Linked DNA regions of Homo sapiens: region 2 is linked to region 1. Evidence: chromatin contacts called from ENCODE Hi-C or POLR2A ChIA-PET data. All regions are on one chromosome and are shown on one strand. Each heading gives the region's core, a stretch centred on a gene start or an enhancer-like site at or near the end of the contact. The rest is flanking DNA. Distances are from core to core; before and after follow the strand shown.

Region 1 (2,758 bases), core at 119-2,618:
TCCTCCTTCCCAGTGACAGCAACAGCAGCGGCTCTGGCTCATGAATACCCACCTTGCTGCAGGCTCTGCTGGGTGCCTCAGGCACCCTGAGTTCTCTTCACCAGCCAGTGCTACAGGTGGTATTTGGATGTGGTCGCCATTTTACTAGGGGAGCTGGTGGTTCAGGGAGGGGCAGGGCCTCCCAAGCTCACAAGTCTGGTAGGTGGAATCTGGACCCAGGGCTCCTGGCCCCCCTACCACACCATGGTGTCTCAGGTTTCCTAAGGTAATAAGTACCTTTCCAGAGTCCTGGGAAAGGGTTAAGTTGCCAGCATCAAAAATTAATTAACCTGTAGGATAAAGGGAGTCAATTGACTCCAGAGAAAGCAAGCAGTGTCCCCGGACATTGGGTATATCACCCAAGGAAAGCGTAAGCGAAAGTGGAAGGAGTGGGGAAGTAGAGGAGAGGGAGAGAGGAAGGAAGGAGGAGAAGAAGAAAGAAAGACAAAGAGAGGGAGGGATGATGAGGATGGGAGAGAGAAGGAAGGAAGGAAAAAAGTAAGGAAGGGAAAGGAAGAAAGAAACAAAGAAAAAGAGAAAGGAAGAAGAAAGAAAAGACAGAAAGAAGAAAGAAAAAGGAAGAAAGAAAAAGGAAGAAAGAAAAAGAAAGAAAGAAAGAGAGAAAGAAAGAAAAGAAAGAAAGAAGAAAAGGAAAGAGAGAGAAAGGAGCTGGGCTTTGCTGGTGAAAAGGAGTAGCTGTATAAGGTTACTTCATCTTTCTTTGTTCATCACCTCTACATGGGGAGTAATAGTCCCTCTTCATAAAGATTATGAAGTGAAACCATGTGCTTATAGTGCCTGATACAGGCATTCAATAAATAGCAATAAAAATCATAATGGCTAACCCTTATCTGGAACGTATAATGAGCCAGATACTACATTAAGAGCTTTCCATTTGCCAACTCCTGTAGTCCCCCCAGCAACCCTGGAGGGAACCATTGTTATCACCCCTGTTTTAAGATGACGGCAGGAGGTACAGAGAGTTGAAGTGGTTATTGTTCCAAGCCAGCTTCTACATTCCCCCTAAGGGCCAACTTTAAGTTCCTTGAGTCTCTTAAAGTCTGCAGACAGGAGAGAGGGTGTGAGGGGTGTCTGGGATCCTCCTCCCAGGAAAGGGGCTCACCTTCACAATGACATCCATGGCATTCTTGTCTTCCTGCTTGCTTTCCCCAAAGGACCTGACGTTGAAGGAGCAGATCCTCATGGCCAGGGCGCTGTGGATGGAGAGGAGGAGAAGCAGCAGTGGGGCCAGCTCCCGTGACATCCTGGCGCTGCTCTGGCTTCAAGACTCTGTGAGAAGACAGCAGTGCTTGGAGTGCTGGATTCTGGCCACTTCCGCAGGCTCCACTGACTTATAAAGCCTGCAGATAACAGGAATTACTGGATTTCTCCTTGCAACTTTCAGTTCTCTGAGGAACTGAAGATCATGGGTTTTAATCCCCAAGGAAATACAGATACATTGGGCTAGCCTTTAAGGAGCCCTTATGTTCGTCACCCTGGTGCAGAAATTGGCATGCCTCATTTAGGCGCCATCCTCCACAAAGTCACTCATATCCCAACCGGGAGCCAGCTCTGACATCTAGTCATCGGTCTTGCGGTTGCATGCCATGTGCCTTTTCCTGACAGTGGATGAACTCGGAAGTGGTCCACCCTAGAGGGCACCTGGGGTGACGGAACCTTCTGCTGGGGGACAATGAGGCAGGAGGCATGGGAAATTCTGCTCGGTTTTCTCTAAATCACTGGGATTTGGCGGCCTGCTGTCCTCAGACACACCCAGACTGTGACTCTAATTGCCCTGGTGGTGTAAAGTAAGGTCAAGAGTAGTTTGAATTACTTAATTTTTTTAGGCAGCTTTACCGTACAAATACTAGGAGTGTGTTGCCAGAGAAAGCAATTGGGGATCTGATGGAATGGATGAGGAAAATGTCCCTGGACTCTGCGAGCAAATAGCCCGTGAAACCCATGGAGAGACCCGTGATTGAAGCTGATATTAATTTAATATTGGCGAGAGTTGTGTGACCCTGGGAGAGAAAGGTCTTGTAAGAACTGTAGGATATCAACTCAAGCAAAATGACTTTTAGAGATATGGGCAGGAAACTATGAAGATCTGTAAAGCAAAAAAAAATTAAAAAAAAAAGCAAAATCCAATCAAGGTATATTAATGGACTTTGGCAAAGACAATTCTGTGAAAAGGGTAGGGAATAAGAATAACTCCAAGCCAGCATCGGGATCTGTGGACCAACCCCTCTTGTGGTGATGGGTCTGTGGCCACAGCCACAGGGAAAATTATACATATATCCCCAACATACATCCAGGCAGCATACTGGCCAAGCATGCCAGGAATTCTATAAGATAACCCCAAATAGTACATGGAAGGAAATGGTTTCCTGAGTTCGTGCTGCAATGAATCTCCCTGTTGTCTGCAACCTAAGACCTCAGGCCTGGTTGAATCTCTGGTAAAGGTGGCTCTGGGCCGGGCGCAGTGGCTCACTCCTGTAGCCCCAGCACTTTGGGAGGCTGAGGTGGGTGGATCACTTGAGGTCAGGAGTTCAAGGCCAGCCTGGCCAACATGGTGAAACCCTGTCTCTACTAAAAATACAAAAATTAGCCAGGCGTGGTGGTGGGCGCCTATAATCCCAGCTACTTGGGAGGCTGAGGCAGGAGAATGGCTTGAACTTGGGAGGCAGAGGCTGCAGTGAGCCAAGATTGCACCACTGCA
Region 2 (2,700 bases), core at 6-2,505, 210 kb after region 1:
TACGAATGTCTTGCAATCAGATAATTCTAGCTGTTCTTGCTTGTAGTTTATGTTTTAACCAATAATTTTGAGGTGAGAGAGCTGGCAGTTTGTAGAAAACCCAGTTTGCAAGAATGAGTGGAGAGAAAGGGAAGTTTCAAATCTGCAGAGGAAGAGGTGTGGGAGCCCGCCCTCTGAAGGTCTGCTTAAAATTCAACTCGCAAAACAGATGAATAAGAGAAAAGGCATACAAGTTTATTTAATAAGAGAAAAGGCATACAAGTTTATTTAATATGTATACACAGGAGCCTTCAGAATGAAGACCCAAAGGTACAGGGAAAATTGTCCATTTTTATGCTTAGGTTCAACAAAGTATGGACAGCTGTGTGGAAATATGATTGGAAGAAAAGGCTATGATCTAATGCTAATAGGCTGAGTGGGGAAACCCAGCAAGTCTGTCTGTCTAGATTCTTCTCAGCCTCTCTGAGCAGCATTCCTTCCTTCTGGGTATGGGCAGGACTCTCTCTGGAATGGGGGTCTTACAACCTATAGTCAGACAAGGTAGGTCAGGTGATTTCTTTTCTTTTTTGAGATGGAGTTTCACTCTTGTTGCCCTGGCTGGAGTGCAATGGCTCGATCTTGGCTCACTGCAGCCTCTGCCTCCTGGGTTCAAGTAATTCTCCTGCCTCAGCCTCCCAGGTAGCTGGGATTACAGGCGCCCACCACCATGCCCAGCTACTTTTTTGTAGTTTTAGTAGACACAGGGTTTCGCCATGTTGGCCAGGCTGGTCTCGAACTTCTGGCCTCAGGTGATCCGCCCGCCTTGGCCTCCCAAAGTGCTGGGATTACAGGCGTGAGCCACCACACCCAGCCAAGTTATTTCTTTATGGACAGTTTTTACACAGAAAGGTGGAGGGAGAGTAATATTTTTAGGTATGATGGCTTGCTTTGGGGAAAAGGGGTTCTGTTTCTGTGACCCACCTTGGAGAAGGAGGGATTCAAGTTTCTCTGGCTAGCCTTGGGGAACAATGGTACTGAGAAGGCTGGAGGGCCTCTTTTCCGTTTCCCAGCCCCTTTCCAGGAAAAGGCTGTGGGGCAGAGTTGGTTCATTAGGAACTCTGAGATTTACCAAAGCATGATCCTTCACATTTAGCTGGGGATCTAGTCAGTTTAAAAGAAGACAAGAAAAACATTTGCCTTGCTTTCCTTTTTAAAACGGCTTTATGGCCTTAAGTAAGTTTCACTGCCCAATTCAGCCTCTAGGGAGGGGCTCACAGGGCCTCAGGGAGGGGCCCAGTGCTTCCGCCTTGAGGATGCTTGCCCAGGATCTCTGGCCTTAGGCCTGCTCACACTCCTCCCAACTTTAAAGAGACAAATCTATTGTAGACTCTAGAAGACTTGCTTGGAAAAAAGTTATGGGTTTTCATTTTTCTCCCATCTTGATCAACTGTCCTTGTTTAATAATAGAACTAAGCACACTCCTCATATCCATTCTGCTCTTCAGAGGTAAAACCTTCATGGCTTTTCTGAAGTGAGCGTCATGCTTGTAAATAAATAAAAATAGTATCTAACTGGCTCAGAGGACAAAGAACATGAAGAAAGTGACTCATTAGGTGGCTCAAAAAGCGACTCATTGGTTATTCTATAAATACGTTTGCCATGTTTTAAAAGGCTCACAATCGTGTTTACAAACCAGTGCTGTGGTTAATTTGAGTATATCCTAGTTTCGAAGTGAGAATAATCAGCTTGTGATTCAGACTAATATTTTACTGTCTGTTACTATTTGATTAAATGACACTAAAATCTGAATAATGACTTGTGTCCCCCCTTTCTCTCTCTCTCTTTGCTGTTTTCAGTAGAGCATGCACCATTTTGAACGTGAATTTTCGGTAAAGTAAACTATGCTGATTTCTCAGACTTTAAAGATGCTCTGTTTCTGTGTGTGAAATAGGACCCAAAGTGTCTCGATTGCTGAAGTGATGAACAAGTGGGAAAGCAGATTTGAGACTATTTCCTTATCTGAATATTTAAATGAAATACAGCATCTTTAAAAAGCACCCAGTGACTTCATCTATATTCATTTCATTTTCATCATGACCTTCAAAATCTTCATTTTCACTCTGATTTCAGTTTTAAAATACAGCTCTAAAACCTGCAAATCAACTGCATGGCATTTTGGTATATTTTAATTTTGGAAACCATAACTCTCAAAGTCCCGTTGCTGCAAAAATGTTGATTCCTAGTTACTCTGATGAAGAGGAAAGAGTGTTAGGCACTTGAGCTCTTAGTTACAGGGAGACAACTTACTGGCTTTTATAACTGACGGTAGGGAAAAACAGTTCTTTTGTAAGCATCCTTTATAATTCTCGAGCTGTGACAGGAGTACAGCCTCCTCACCTGCCTGAAGCCAAAGGAGAAGGTGGTTCTCCCGAGAGCTGGGGGCTTGCCTGCTTCGGTTCTCTCCTGAGGGTGGCTGGTAAGTCTGGTGTTACCCTAGTGTGGTCTCATGGCCACTTGGCCTCCCTTCCTGTATGTGACCACAAAGGAGCTCAGAATTAGAGAGACTGTAGATTACCCACTGCTGGCTGCTAACATGGGCCTAAGAGTCGGTGGGGAAGGGAGCCAGGCGCAGTGGCTCACATCTATAATCTCAGCACTTTGGGAGGCTGAGGCGGGCGGATCACAAGGATCAGGAGTTCAAGACCAACCTGGCCAACATGG

What was found. A loop is a pair of places that touch in the nucleus more often than their neighbours do. ChIA-PET counts read pairs that join two places held with the same protein, here RNA polymerase II (POLR2A). Pooled maps may share reads with other maps.
Region 2: a map with no recorded cell type shows a loop between it and region 1 (2.2-fold over the local background). The contact joins the enhancer-like site here to the promoter of DNASE1L3 in region 1. A Hi-C loop is called at or near these places in 4 of 37 single-sample maps with no recorded cell type and 4 of 50 pooled maps. POLR2A ChIA-PET finds 5 or more read pairs at or near these places in 4 of 52 experiments (GM10248, H1, T-cell and 1 more).

The regions. Positions count from the first base shown.
Region 1 is chr3:58,209,604-58,212,361 of GRCh38, forward strand. It overlaps DNASE1L3 (deoxyribonuclease 1L3), which reads right to left and starts at 1,369. Exons shown (of 8, transcript NM_004944.4): 1 at 1,163-1,369. The coding sequence starts at 1,303.
Region 2 is chr3:58,418,701-58,421,400 of GRCh38, forward strand. The region is part of intron 17 of PXK (PX domain containing serine/threonine kinase like); the gene reads left to right. Among named protein-coding and RNA genes, the nearest start is that of PDHB, 14 kb to the right of the region's middle. Within about 2 kb of position 1,256, at least 13 of the 41 ENCODE cell types and tissues checked have a DNase peak (open chromatin) inside an H3K27ac peak, as active enhancers do.